Regions from separate parts of the Homo sapiens genome. Here region 1 is linked to region 2. Evidence: read pairs that join two places in POLR2A ChIA-PET (ENCODE). Cell type or tissue: PC-9. All regions are shown on one strand.

The links. ChIA-PET counts read pairs that join two places held together with the same protein. Peaks named below come from ENCODE experiments on the same cell type or tissue, not always from the same donor. Only the 100,000 strongest peaks of a DNase experiment are listed, where the experiment ranks them.
Region 1: POLR2A ChIA-PET joins it to region 2 with 6 read pairs; 4 of 35 experiments call an interaction of 5 or more read pairs at or near these places.

The regions. Positions count from the first base shown.
Region 1 is chr21:15,600,998-15,608,997 of GRCh38, reverse strand. All of the region lies in intron 1 of LOC105369302 (a long non-coding RNA gene), which reads left to right. Among named protein-coding and RNA genes, the nearest start is that of USP25, 120 kb to the left of the region's middle. In PC-9, no CTCF peak of the experiment used is centred here; a DNase peak (open chromatin) is centred at 4,367; H3K27ac peaks cover 996 bases.
Region 2 is chr21:15,663,250-15,671,249 of GRCh38, reverse strand. No RefSeq gene overlaps it. Among named protein-coding and RNA genes, the nearest start is that of USP25, 63 kb to the left of the region's middle. In PC-9, no CTCF peak of the experiment used is centred here; a DNase peak (open chromatin) is centred at 4,039; H3K27ac peaks cover 905 bases.

The DNA.
Region 1 (8,000 bases), 62 kb after region 2:
ATACCATTACATTGGCAATTCAATCTCTAAATAAGTTTTGGAGGGGGACAAACATTCAATCTATAGCACACTATTGTTCTGTCTTTTAACATTTTAATTGTGAATTTTATATGATTTTATTTTTTCTCCTTTCCTAGATCATCAGTTATACTTTTTTAAAGGTAGTTTCCCTGAAGTTTGCCATATGCATTTATAACTAATTCAAATCTACTTTAATAAGACTATACCATTTATTATGGGTAGTATGTATAGTACCTTATAATAACAAAATAATCTTAATTCTTTCCTCCTATCCTTTGTCTGATTGCTGTATTTCATTTAATTTATACATGAGCATAAATAAGCACATGTATACACACATACATATTATTGTTATTATCTTAAAAACTGTTATCCTTTAGATCAATTAAGAATGAAAAAATTAAAAATTTTAATTTTACTTTCATTTATTCCTTTTCCTATGCTTTTCCTTTATGTAGATCTGAGTTTCTGACCTATATATTTTTTCTTCTTGCTAAAAAAACCTCTTAACATTTCTTGCTACATACGTCTATTGGAAACACATTCCTTCAATTTTTGTTTGTCTGAGAAAGTTTTTATTTCTCATTCACTTTTGAAGATAATTTCACGGAGTTCTAGTTCGGTTGCTTTTTTTCCCCCTGAACATGTTAAATATTTCACTCTACTCTTTTTTTTCTTGCATGGTTTCTGAGGAGAAGGTGGATGTAATTCTTATCTTTCCTTCTCTGTGGGTAAGGTTTTCTGTTCTTTTGGCTTCTTCTGGGATTTTTTCTTTATCTTTGATTTTTCTATAGTTTTAAAATGATATACCTAAGTGTACTTTTTGGCGGGGGGGGGTGTATTTATCTTCCTTAGTGTTCTCAGAGCTTCCTGGATTGGTGGGTTTAGTGTCTGATATTAATTTGGGGAAATTTTCAGTCATTATTATTTCAAATACTTATTCTGTCCCTTTCTCTCTTTCTTATTCTTCTGGTATTTGCATTACACACATGTTACACCTTTTGTAGTTTTCCTAGCCCTTGGATATTCTGTTCTGTTCCTGTCAGTTTTTCTTTTCTTTGATTTTCTGTTTTGGAGGTTTCTATTGAGATATCCACAGGCTCAAAGATTTTTCTACGGCCAATTTTAGTCTACTAATAAGCCCATCAAATACATTCTTCAATTCTGTTATAGTATGATTGATCACTGATATTTCTTTTTGGTCTTTTTTTGGAATTTCCATCTCTCTGATTACATCATCTGTCTGTCCCTGCATACTATTTACTTTATCCATTAGATCCCTTAGCACATTATTTATTGTTGTTTAAAATCATTGATCTGATAATTCTAACATCCTGGCCATATCTGAGTCTGGTTCTAATACTTCCTCTGTCCCTTCAAATTATGCTTTTTGTCTTTTAGGACAGCTTGTAATTTTTTTCTTGATAGCTGGACACGATGGATAGAGTTAAAGAAACTACTGTGAACAGGACTTTAGTAACATGGTGGAAAGATGTGAAAGGAGGAGAAGTGTCCTATGGTCTCATGAATAGGTGTCAGTGTTTATTGAGCTTTTACCTGGACTGTGAACTTCACAAGGGCTTTTCAGTCCCCTTCCCTTTCTCATGAGGCACGATGGCTGGACTGGGCTGGAGTTGGGTTTCTCTTTCCCTATCTGGAAGCCAGAGGGGACTGGGATTGGGTATTTCTCTTTTACCAGGACACGCAGACTCTGAGAAAACCACATTAAGTTAGGCTCTGGTTAAATAGCTTCTCCTGAGGGCAACCTTGTTAAGTAGAACAGAATGCTCTGGTGTATTTCAAGGTGAGATCTTTTCCCCTCCCTGTGCTGGAAGAATGAGATTTTTCTTCACTGTTCACTGAGAGAACCTGTTAGGACTCCAGGAGGCAAAACTCACAAAATTATGGGGACCCCACAATGATTGGGTTCCCCTAGAGATTTTATCTATCAGACTTGTCCATACTGAGCCTTCAGCAATCCATAAATTACAGTTCAGGTTTTCCTACTGGTTTCCAGGGAGATTTTTGCTCTGGTAAGCTGTGCTTCTCTGTAGTCACTTGTCCATCTCTCCAATTTTAGGATTAGCGATTTGCTCTGGGACCTCACTTTGCTTACAGACCTGACAAGAGTTGCTGATTTTTTCAGGCTGTTTAACTTTTTACTTGCTAGAATGGGGCGGCAACCTCTAAGATCCTCACCTGCTGTTAAATCAAAAACTAGACACCTCTGATGAGAGGTTTTTTTTTTTAAGTGAATTTTATTAAGTGATGTTTTAGGAGTAAGGAATTAGAAATATGTGTACAATTTAGTAACATTTGATACTCTCAAGCACCTTCAAATTTCTAATTACTTGAGAAGGGCAAGATCATATCACAAACCATACCTCCTTCGTTCTTCTTTCTAACTCCCCTTTTCATATTCTTCCAAAAGACCACACTACCCCCTCCCCTGGATGACCTACTCCATGGCAATCAGGGACAAAGAAAATACAGTGTAGGTTTCTCCTCTTACTAGTGCCATTGCTATCAAAGAATAGCACCAAAAATTCTGGGAAGTCTGTTTCCTTCACTTTGTTACTCCTTGGCATTTTATGTTTAAAGGCAAGACTTGCCAGGAGCCATGGCTCACACCTGTAATCCCAGCACTTTGGGAGGCTGACGCAGGCAGATCACTTGAGGTCAAAAGTTCAAAACCAGCCTGACCAACATGGTGAAACCTCGTCTCTACCAAAAAAAAAAACAATTATCTGGGCCTGTAGTCCCATCTACTCTTTTATTTATTTTATTTATGAATAAATAAGTTTTACTTACAAATTTTATTTTATTTATGAATAAATAAATTTTATTTTATTATAAATACATAAATTTTATTTATAAATACATAAATTTTATTTATAAATGTTATGTACATATAAATAATTTTATTTATAAATAAATTTATTTATTAATTTTATTTGTAAATTTATTTATAAATAAATTTATTTGTAAATTTTATTTGTAAATTTTATTTATTTATAAATGAATTTTATTTATAAGTTTTATTTATAAATTTTATTTATAAGTTTTATTTATGAAGTCTTTATTGTACTGTGGATTTGACAGAAAAAATTTAGAGGTGATACTATATTGTAGGATTCCAGAAGTTTTTTTCTTGAAGTTGTGATTTAGGAAAGGAGTTTCTAACCCCATTAGAGGAATTCAGGGTTTGTAAAATATTTTGGAGAAGTCCCTTCCTTTCCATACTCATATACCCAGAATATGTGCAGATAGTGTGTGACACTTGGGAATACTCAAATGTTAGTGTTTTTCAAACCTGTCAGGTGCTGTGGAGTTTGTGTGAACCAGTCTGACAGGACTTCATTGTCTGTTCTTTTAAACTTATAAAACCAATTCAGGAGGGATAAAGGAAGGGTAACTGGAGTTTAAACTGGAAAATCCTATAGCACCAGTTTATTAAAAAGATGATTTCTTTCTCTGTTTGACTCTACAATTCTGCCTAAGCCACAGGCAGTCCCCTAAAATCATCCATTTTGTACGGATATTAAGTTCCAGATGGAAGTTGGTCTGAAAACAGATGCAGGTCCTCTCAGGGTCTGGGCAAAAAGACATGATGCCCCAGGTCACATTCATAGACATTTTCCCTTGGACATAGCAACTCAAAGATTTCCCCCCCAAGATCTAACCTTGGGTTCAATGCAAAGTTATACATATTTAAGGCTGGCAACCTAGGGATCACATGTACCAGATTCAGGCTTGGGGTCCAAGTCTTTACTTTGGGTTTGAACAGTTATTTGGGGTAGTAGTGGAATAAGTTTACGCATTAGTATCTTCTCCTAGGGGAATGTAGGCAGAAATATTTACCTAGCAGTAGTACAAATTAAAAGAATTTTTTGGTTGATTTTTATCTGAACATAGAAAAAATTAAACCTGTTCTCTGTGATGCAGAACTTGGGGTAAAGGGATAGCCCACCATTCCCGCTGCCATGACCGTCACCAAAGTTCTTTCTTATTCCCTTTTCTGCCTACACTATTCATTTGGTATTTACCACATTTTTTTAATTATCATTTAACTTCTCAATCATTTGTTTCTTCATCTTTATCAGGAACGTGTGAAGAACAAGATTCACTTGGTATTCTATCTTGTGGTGAGAAAACCTCATTCTCCAAATGTCAAAACCAAGTAAACAAAGGTGCTTTAGTTACTTACACACTTACTAAACATAACACATAAACTGAAGCCCAGAGTTCAAAATTTTCCCACCCTTCATGAGGGCGTATATGACAGAAGCTTAGCAAAATGTCATCACTCAGTTTCTGGAATTAAAACAACTGAGCTGTTTGCCACACCCCACAGCTTGGCATGTAGTCAGGAATTCAGGAATGTCAGCCTCCACTCAAATTAAGATGATGCAAAACAATTGCATTAGATGGTGAGGAGGTCTGCCCTCTTCCTACTCAAAATGCCTGGGAAGCAGGAAATACAAGTTCAATTAAAACGGCCTTTCTGGAGCAGAAAAGTAATTGTCTCATGCCAGAGACAAGTGAATAAATATTATTGATGATTCTACAATCAAAGGAGACTTGGCTTTTGTTATTGTGACAGTCATTTGGCTGCCGCCTTGCAAATCAACACAAGTTAATAGATTGACGATGACTGAACAATTACAATGAAAAAAAACTTGCTTTTGATCCTTACTAGGGGGAAAAAAGAAGCCAAGACATGTTCAAGGTGGCAGCAGTTCAGAGTTCTCTAAGAGGCAAATACAAGTTATCTACATTAGAGGGCATTTTAGTCAATGGTGAAGATTATGCTGAGTATAAGGATAGCAACATCTAAGGATAAGGAACCTCAGTACCCACTTGTATTTTGAGCTGGCGTGGTGTCCTATTTGCAGGTAATTTCCCACCGTGATGATTCCTTTTGGAAGGCAGTATCTTATTTCCCACTGCAAAGGGCAAAGAGGATAAGGAACAGCCTGGCGGCCAAGCAGTTACGATGATTTAGTTCTCTCAACTGGATTTTCCACACATGGTTTGGAATCTTTACTTCGTGGTGCATACAAGAACGATAGCAATTCATTCTCAACAGCAGTGCCCACATCTGGGCCAGATGAGATGCTAAGAGATGCTGCTTCAGACAAGCCTTCTATTAATATAGTGAGCTCTTGATATCCTTAAAGTATACGTATTTAAGCTATCCACAGTATGTTTCTGTTACTTATTGCAAAACAACCTCTTAATTGATACAGAAAGCAAAGCAGATAGACACAAACTAAATATCCCTGGGAAAATATGGAGAAAATGGGATTGGTTGTCTGGTCTGAATGCATCTAGTTGAAGTTCCCTAATATTTTGGTTTTGGAATTCAGTAATCCATGACAAAGAGTTGTGAAAACTGCTAATTAAGTCATCCTGTGTACTGCTAATTATGTCATCCTGTGTGCCCTTGGGAACAAAGTTTGGGAGACAGCATTGTTGCCACCAAAGTATGGTAGCAAAAATGGAAGACCTGTATGGTGGCATGACTCTAGTAGAATTAGATGGTGTAAAGGGAGGGAATTTTAAACCCAAATATCTAAATTCAAGAACCAGAAATCAGATCTATAGGTGGTTTTCGCCCACCTTCCATGAAGCATCTCCTACCTTCAAAAGCAGATTTCTTTTTCTTGTCTGAGAGTTCTTTCTCCATTGCTTGAGGATTATTTTGTTGCCGCCTCACCATAGTGATTTCCTTAAAGAAACAGTCCATTACCCACACGTCTCTCTTATCCCTACTTTGTCCACACCTGTCACTAGAGTTTGGTGTCAGTATAGCAAAGGGAATAAACTACAAATTAAAAACTTGCAAGTTTGGTTGATGTCATATACATAAAAAGAGTCAAAGACTTGCTAATTTAAGTTGGAAAAAATCTGGAGGGTGTGTGTAAGAACAGATTTTAGGGTGCTCATAGAAGGGCGAAACATTTTTAGATCACTAATACCAGTTGCTAAGATAAAATTCTCCTGCCATACTGTGAACACTGGTACTTATATAACTTCGTTAAAACCTTCCCAAGTGTGTTTTGAAGAAACTAATACAGTTAATCATCATCTCCAAGTGACTATATAAAGACATTTGAAAAATTATAAGTTTAATGTATTATGCAATTTTGGATATTTTATCAACTGTTCTTTTTTTGTTTCCTCTATCTCCTTCCCTTAGCTGCCTACACTTTTTTCTTTTCCATGACAACTATTTGTGATATAGTCAGTCTGATTAGATTATGAGAAAAGATTAAGAAATTCTTAAATGTACCTTTTAGAATTTTCCATTTGATTGTCTAAAACTGAACTCTTTTCTCCTACTTACAAGAAGCTGAGAATGAAAATGTCAAAATTAGTCTTCATATACTCATCAAACACTTATCTTCTAGACTTTTCCATTACTAACTCACTTTTCTTTTGTAACAAATTATTTTTGTTTCTTCCCAACTAGTTGTTGCCCTGAGCAATGGCCGTAACACTCATGCCTTTCGTAAATTGCCCTTAATCATAATTCTCTGGCAACTGTTTTATAAAAATCAGTAGTATTTTTTCCTATAGATGTAAATAATAGTTGTTTAAATAGTTTTGTGTCAATAGTTGCTTTCATGAAAGGAAAAAAAAATTGGCCTAAAATACACAAAGGGCCACAAGATGACATAACTATATTGGTTTTATTTACTCAGGGAGGAAAAGAATAAGCTTTCATGCTCTTTTAAGGATTAGAATGAAAGCAAAAGTAGGGTGAAACTATGGGAAGAAACCTCAGAGGGTCAAAAGAACATAACCTCCTGGAAAGTATTAAAACAGCTATACATAATAAATGGGTTATAAGTGGCTACTATCCATTTGGTTTTAAACAAAATGCAAAGGCAATATTAAAAATACTACTCTACATGTATGTTAGATGCATTCAGATATTTACATGGAATGTTACAAATAACCATTGGAAACTTATTCCTTCCTTGGAAGGTGTAAGAATTAGTCAGGGTTCTCCAGGGAAACACACACACACACACACACACACACACACACACACACAGACACACACACACACGAGAGAGAGAGAGAGAGAGAGAGAGAGAGAGAGATTGAGAGAGAGATTGAGAGAGAGAGATCTATTTTAAAGAATTGACTCAATTATTGGGACTGGCAAGCCTGAAATTCATGGGGCAGGCAGAAAAACTGGACTCAGATTTCAGATAAGAGTTGATATTGCATTCTTGAGTCTGAAGGGTGGAAACTCAGGGTGGAAACTCAGGCAGAATTTCCTTGTGACAATCTGGAGACAGAATTCTTCTACTTTGGGAAACCTCAGTCTCTACTCTCAAGGCCTTCAACTGATTGGATGAGGCCCACTCACATTATGGAGTGTAATCTGCTTTACTTAAAGCCAGCCAATTGTAGATGTTAATCACATCTAAAAAATACTGTGCAGCAATGTGTAGACTAGGGTTTTACCAACCAACTGGGCACCATAATCTAGTTAAGATGACACATAAAATTAATTACCATGGAAGGTTTGGAGGAAGAGTACATTTTGTTTATGATGTGGTTATATTTGCTTCCATTTTTTTTTTATTTCATGGTTATTCTCTGCTGATTTTACTAAAAATTTAAAATAATTTTGAATATCTTAGACACAGATTCCTGTTTAATATGTTGTACTATAAGACCTGGCTGTGGCAAATTTTACCACTGGATTTACTGGAGTACATTAAGTTCATTTTTTTCCTGCAAGTCAGCATCTGGTGGCTCAGGCTTTGCTTAGTCACTTAACAAAGTGGCCCACATGTAAAAACACTGTAAAGAAGAGGGTAGACAAGTGATAATTAAAATTACAGAAATAAAAATTGGGTCCCCCAAAATGAAAGAAGGAGGACATCTTGTTCTGACATATTGGGACTCAGAGAAATGAATTAAACAGGAAGATGTACCAAAACATTTTAAGTAGAGTA
Region 2 (8,000 bases):
TCTTATTACTATTGTATTTAGATTTCTTCTTAGAGTTCTCAGAAATAATTCTGCATTACTTATACTTTTACCCTTTACAATTTCAATCATATAAAAATATTTAGGAAGGCATTAATTTCTTATAAACAATTTTTTGCACTTTTTAAAGTCAAAATAGTTGGAGTTGTTTAATACAGCAATGTGTAAAATTCAAAGCTTAACTTCAAAAAGATTTACTAAGCATTGGCATATAAACATAATTCCTATAGTTATTTACCTACTTGTTACTTGCCGCTATTTGTTGATAAATTCTTAGGTATGATTTTACCACAATCACTACATTCAACAGTAGATTAGCTGAAGTAATCACATAAAAACCATACCCAGCTGAACTTAAGAAGGCATATCTAACCGTTTGACATATGTAGAATAAGACATATATAAAACATCCTAAGAATCGCAAATTTTAATACCAATACTCTTTAAAAACTCATGGCTGTTTTAACCATTTGCCGTTTACTGATAAATTTTGATACACAGTCGACATGAGATTTTATTATTATCTAAATTTATAGTGGCAGTAGCTGTATGCTGACCGAACATTCAATGAAATATTCCACTATTTCACACATTATTACCCTTGATTAATATGGCAGCCAAACTCAGAATTTTTGTGAAAAACAACAGAATTTGTTTTGACATTATTTTCATATGAATCAAAATTTCTGGTAAAGAAACCATAACAAGTCAATGTTAAAATGCTAAATGATTGAAGTGCAGTAAAATATATATGCAAGACCGGGCATGGTGGCTCATGCCTGCAATCCCAGAACTTTGGGAGGCCGAGGTGGGCAGATCACCTGAGGTCAGGAGTTCGAGACCAGCCTGGGCACATGGCAAAACCCCGTCTCTACTAAAAGTACAAAACTTAGCCAGGCGTGGTGGCATGCGCCTGTAATCCCAGCTACTTGGTAGCTGAGGCACGAGAACCACTTGAACCCAGGAGGCGGAGGTTGTAGTGAGCCAAGATTGTGCCACTGCACTCCAGCCTGGGTGACAGGGCGAGACTCCATCTCAAAAAGAAAAACAAAAAATAAATAAATAAAAAAAAAACGTATACAGCAAGAGATGCAAAGTCATGTGCCATTGTGAATAAGCAAGTCCTTTTCAATATTAGGCAGAACATCAGGCTGTTAGAGACCAAGAGTGGTGGGATTGGTAATATCATCCACAGGGTTAATATTCAGGTAGTATACACAAATTAGGAAAAGGCAGGGCTAATATTCGGGTAGTATACACAAGGTTTCGTCTGTGCCAGTTGTTAAAGAGTGAAGTACATGTTAACACCTTGTTCATCTCAGCCCCTTCCCTGTATCAGCAGACCTCTAGAGCCCTTTTCCCAACAGTCTGGTCTGTGCTCATTTTAATAGGTCATTGTTTATGCCATACCAGTTGTAAAATATTTTTGTATCATCTCTGGATCAAAGTGTTAATAGCATTTTTAGGTTAGTATACTTTATACTATTTTTTCCAACAAAATGTTCTCACTGTTAGTAAGCACATAACAATGCAACTTCAGGATCGTAATTGATTTAGTTGATTTCTTGTATTTTTGACAGTTCCTCTGTATTACTGATATACACCTCTGAAAGGTGTGGGGAGGTAGGTGTCAAGCACCGTCCTCAAACCCTTACCCTCAACAATGCTAACCTAATTCCCTATAATCAGGAGTAGTGGGAGGTGCCCCAAAGCATTTTAACACCCATCTCACAAACAGATTGCAGTTGGGCAATCCTGCCCTTTATATAAACAGTTACTGATTCTTACTTTGGAAAGAGCTTGGCTGCGTTTGAGATAACATCACCAGCTTCTCAGTTCACAGCAGGAACTCCTCCTACTCCTTTGGTCTGACAGGGACAGCAGAAGCTTCAATTCTTCTACCACTTCTCATAATCCACAAAAACCTGTCAAAATCCACTCTCTTCTCCCATCTCACCACTCCCTGATCATATCCCACTAGCCACTTTGGTGTTTTTTTGTTTTTTTTTTTTTTGAGATGGAGTTTCGCTCTTGTTGCCCAGGCTGGAATGCAATGGCAATGGCATGATCTCGGCACAACACAACCTCCGCCTCCCGGGTTCAAGCGATTCTCCTGCCTCAGCCTCCCGAGTAGCTGGGATTACAGGCATGCGCTACTACGCCCAGCTAATTTTGTGTTTTTAGTAGAGACAAGGTTTCTCAGTGTTGGTCAGGCTGGTCTTGAACTCCTGACCTCAGGTGATCCACCCGCCTCAGTCTCCCAAAGTGCTGGGATTACAGGCGTGAGCCACTGCACCCAGCTGCCACTTTGGGTTTTTAAGATAGGACAATTTAAATAAATGAGAAAAAAATGAGGGAAAAGTTAAGGAAGATGTACTTAGTGACTGTTAACCAAAATTAAATTCTTTATTTAGTATACATCTGCCTATGCCCATTACCTGATTCAAATTCACATGAACATCCCTGTGTCTGGGTCCCTTAATACTGACATCTCTTAATTATGACCACATAAGGAACAACTTCTTTCCCAATATGAAAATTTCATGATTCTAAACAAATATAGGTTTTCCCCAAAACAATGAATAAAGGAATCCCTGTATTCTCTGTGTTGGTCATGACATAATTTCATAGTAGATTAGCATTACAGTACTTTTTTTGGGCAATAGTCAAATCTGCTTGCTTTCCCTAAATACATAAAGACTACTTGCAAATACAGTCTGTTCATAACTTGGGGGAGGTTGGCGGTGGAGAGTGATGGCAAAAAATGAGCCCAGATAGTTAAGTACAATAAATGACGTGAGTACTGATGCAGTGTTGACTATGGTATGAGTGCCTTCTGTGGCCAACTAGATTTTCAATGCTGTCACTAATAGTAGTAATAGAGACTACAAATCATTTACCAAGAATGTCTGGGCTAATGTCTAAATAGAGAATATATTTCTGAATAGACATATAGAATACAGTAATGTCTGAATAGAGAAGTCAGAGAGGAGACCGCTAAGCTTGGGAAAATACAGAATTATTTTTGAAAAGGATCGGAATATATTTTGGGGAGAAAAAGTGAGCAATTGGGAAACAGAGATGGAGATGCCACTAGAAGGGCATCGGCTATTGGGGATGAGTGGCACCGATAGCTACGAGATCTGTTGTTGAGCTAGTATGTGTGAGTGGAACAGTCTAGCAGGCTAGCATTCCATAGGCCTGAGATTCCAGAACAGTAGCAGCTAATCCCCATTCAGTCCACTTGAAATGTCATCCCTGCTTAATCCACAATCTATTCTCAAATGCTTTCCATCAACATTTGACGTAAGAAGCTATAAATTATCCATGGATATTCAAGTTTGTATTCACGTACAGTATTTGCCGATTTCTTCAAGATAGCTCCTTAAATCTGAGTTTAATTTAGTACCAGTGTATCAATAACACAATGCAAAGCATGATGGGCTGTGGTCCAGAGGTGAAGTCTGAAAGGTCATTTGAGGAGTAGCGTTATTAATGTCAGTATACTTATGAAGGAAATAAATGATTCTCTAATTATATCTTACTGGTGTAATAATTCACAACCAAATTGGCATGCTTTTAAAAATCACATTATCTGAGCCAGAGTTATTTATATGCATGTGTGTGTGTATTTGTGTGTGTGTGTGTGTGTGTGTGTGTGTAGTGTTTCAAAATCCAGAAGAAAATAAATGTGTTATTCTAGTTCTAGTTTATTGGCATTAAAACAAAGGTATCATTTCTATGTATTTAAGATAAAGTTCTGTACTTCAAATGTACAGGGTTTCACTTTTATTTTATTTATTTTATTCACTTTAGCATCTGAGGTTTATTTCAAAAATAATATTTGAAGTTAGAAAGAAAAAATCCAGATGATGAAAACATAGGGTAGCCTCATAACCAGACTATACAGAAATCATTAATGTTGGTGATCTATAGACATATTAATTCAACAAGTATTTCTAGATTCCTCTTGGATGGTTACACAATTTTGTTTTGTTAGAAGTTAAAACATGAGTAAAGAATTCCTTGTTACTGATTCATCTTTGAGTACCTTATACCACCAAATGAGAATTAAACAGATGTTTCACAATCTATAAAGAGATTTCACCAACAGTTGTAAAAATTTCAAAGTTTTATTTGCTTACTAAATAATCTCATCCAGTGAGCGAAACCAATACCAAACAAATACAAATGAAACTTATTCAATAACTAATCATGACAATCATTTTTCAGTTAAGCAATACTGATTACTTGTTCAGATTTTTAAGGGTTTTATTTTAGAGGCTAAATTACAATGGGTTTGGAAAATGAGAAGCTGGATTACATTTCTCCCACCTGTGGCAGATGTTTTAAAAATTCAAGAGTGAATATGATTTTAAAATTGTTTGAATGATTATATACTCAATAAATTTAAGATTAAGAATAAATAAGCCAGTTGGCATGGTGGCTTATGCCTGTAATCCCAGCATTTTGGAAGGCCGAGGAGAGACGATTGCTTGATGCCAGGAGTTCCGAATCAGCCTGGCCAACAGAGCAAGACCTCAATTCTACAGGAAATTGAAAAACTAGCTGGGCCTGGTGGCGCGTGCCTATAGTCCCAGTTCCTCCAGAGGCTAGAGTGGGAGGAGTGTTTGAACCCAGGAGTTTGAGGTTGCAGTTAGCTATGATCACCCCACTGCACTGCAGCCTAGGTGACAGAATAAGACACTGTTGCTAAAACAACAACAACAAAATGAGTCAATTAAGATATTCACTGAGGACAAACACTGTCTATAGCTCATGTATAGCTTTAGTTTTATTAATTATCAGAGAATTTGTGTTTATAAAATGGATTTTTAAACTAATAAATATAAGTGATATTTCATGATTTAAAAAGAAAATAAATCTATTTGAAATACAATCTGACTCTCCTGTATGTGTCAAGAATCTTTAATAGTCCTAGGATTTTGCTTAAAAAACATGCGGAGACGGTTGAGAACATTTTCTCCTTTCCTTCTTAATATGAATCACACTTTTAAAAACTTTATCTTCAACTATTTTTATTTTGATAACCTACCTACCATACCTCTATCTATGCTTGCCCTTTGGCTATTATTTCTAAATGCTTTAATTCTCTTAAAAAAGTTTTTACTTTTTCTTAAGGGTACTATTTATTGCTTTAAAAAATTCAAATATGATAGTTTGGAAGATGGAGTAATGAAAAAAATAAAGGCACTCAAAATGCCATCATCCAGAGTTACCTATTTAATTTTGATGTAGTCTTCATATATTTTTTCTAAGCTAAGATAATACTGTACAGTGGCCCAGGAGTTCAAGACCAGCCTGGCAATATAGGGAGATCCTGCCTTTACAAAAATAGATTAGCTAGGCATAGTAATGCACCCCTGTGGTCCCAGCTACTTGGGAGGCTGAAGTGGGAGGATTGATTGAGCCCAGGAGTTCAAGGTTTCTGTGAGCCACGACCATGCTACTGTACTGCATCCTGGACAACAGAGCGAAACCCTGTCTCCAAGAAAAACATTAATGTTGAATCTTTTTAAAAATTAACAAATAATAAGAACACTGTATAGCATTCCATAATTTCTGTCATTTAAAGCTATTATACAGTGAACATTTCCCCTATATCAGGAATTTTGATACCCAACTACCTCTTTGGGTAATGAATTTTAGGCAATCAATGTCTTTGATTCAATAAACCCATTGTTATTCCATTTTAGAATATAACTTTTTATATTTATTATAGAGGTAGATGCTGTTTTTTACTGGATGGTTGTCTCAGTCCATTTGGGCTACAATAACAAAGTACCATAAACTGAGTAGCTTGTAAACAACAGAAATGTATTCCTCACAGTTCTGGAGGTTGGGAAGTCTAAGATTAAGGTTCCAGCAAATTTAGTGTCTGGCGAGGGCCCACTTTCTGGTACTTCTAGATGTGTCCTCACATGGCAGAAGGAACTAACTAGCTCTCTGGAGTCCCTTTTATAAGGTCACGGATCCTTATCATAAGGGCGTCACTCTCATGACCTAATCATCACCCAAAGGCCCTACCTTCAAATACCATTACATTGGGGGTTAGGATTAACATATAAATTATGGGGGTACACCAACATTCAACCATGGTAATCGTCTTCCTTTGTTACGTTTTAACTAAATAGATCTGTTTCTTTTTTGTTTTGTTTTTTTGAGAAAGAGTCTTGCTCTGTCGTTCAGGCTGGAATGAAGTGGTGCAATCTCAGCTTACTGCAACCTCTGCCTCCTGGGCTCGAGTGATCCTTCCACTTCAGCTTCCCAAGTAGCTGGGACTACAGGATCATGCTACCATGATTGGCTAAGTTTTTTTGCTTGTTTTTTTTTTTTTTTTTTGGTAGAGATGAAGTCTCACTATATTGCCCAGGCTGGTCTCAAACTCCTGGGCTCATGCAATCCTCCTCCCTCAGCCTCCCAAAGTGTTGAGATTACAGGCGTGAGCCACTGCACTTGGCCTGAAGTTTTCTTTTTAGATGTTTGATAACCAAGAAACATACTGGCTTTACTTAGCAAATACATGTAGAAGCAGTGTAGTAGTAATAGGAGGATTTCAAAGCAAATTTGTGTTATTAAGTTACTGATTCTAGCACCTTATTTCAAGTTATTTTATTTTACTTTTATTTCAGAGATAGGGTCTCACTCTGTTACCCAGGCGGGAGTGCAGTGGTGCAATCATAACTATGTAATCACAGCAGTCTATGAAGAGATTCGTAACCTCAAACTCCTGGACTCAAGCAATCCTTCCATCTCAGCTTTCTAAGTAGCTAGGACTGCTGGCACACACCACCACTCCCAGCTAATTTCTTTTTAAAAATTTTTTTGTAGAGACGGGGGCCTCACTATGTTGCCTGGGCTAGTTTCAAACTCCTGGCCTCAAGTGATCCTCTTACCCTGGCATCCCAAAGGGCTTAGGATTATAGGCAGGAGCCACCAGGCCTGGCCTCATATGTAATTTTAGACATGGTACAACTTCAACCTGTAAATTTCCTCCTCTGTAAAATGGGAATAACACCATCTATTCGAATTTGTTTTTATGAAGAGTATGTAGCACTGTGACCATGAAAAGACTTTGTAAATAATAATGAATGTGGTTGACTGGTGCAAATATCCAACTTGCTGGCTTTCTGAAAGTGGGCCTTTCTGTATTGCAAAGGCTTGAAGACCAAACTACGATACCCAGGCTCTCATTCATCTATCATTATGTATTTAAAATAAGTTCAATTTTTTGAACTTATTGTGGATGCCAATGTGGATGCCAGAGCTTAGGAATCCAGAAAGGAGCCAGAGACCATCTCTTGGTTGCTCGATGTTGTGTTCTGCTAGCAGGCGGAGCTGAGAAGTAGAGTTCGTGCGTAGCAGAAAAACTCATCCGTAAGTTTCAAAGGTGTCAGGAAGAAATTGTCCTGAGGAGGCAGCTGGTCTCATGGGGTAAGTGCTCCATTCCTGAGGGAGTTACTCTGGCAGTTGCTTTTTAATCCTTGCGGCACAGCAGTGGAAGCATTTTTTCCTTTTCTTTAAACTCTAGAGCTTCATCAGCTATCCTTGATTCTCCATCTTCCTGAATCTAGCAAAGGTCAGACCTGGAGGCCCAGCCCTGCCTTCAGGTCTCCAGTTCTTCCAAGGATTTTACACAATTTATAATTATTGATCTGATTTCTTTCCTGCTTAAAATACCTAAGTGATTTCCAGTTCCTGAACCAAACTCTAATACTGTCAACTGTAAAGCATACCACAATACCAGTGATCCAATGATTGACTGAGTATTTCCATTTTCATTTGAGTCTTTCAGTTTATGGATCCATTCATAAGCTAAGTTCTAAAATTGTGATTCTGAAGTATTCCATGATTTTCTCTCACATGATTCATAAAAGTCTCCTTTATTTTTAATTACTTATTAATTATATAGCAAACTTCCTCCCTCCTCTTTACCCATATTTGAACTCCCAGCTTTTCTG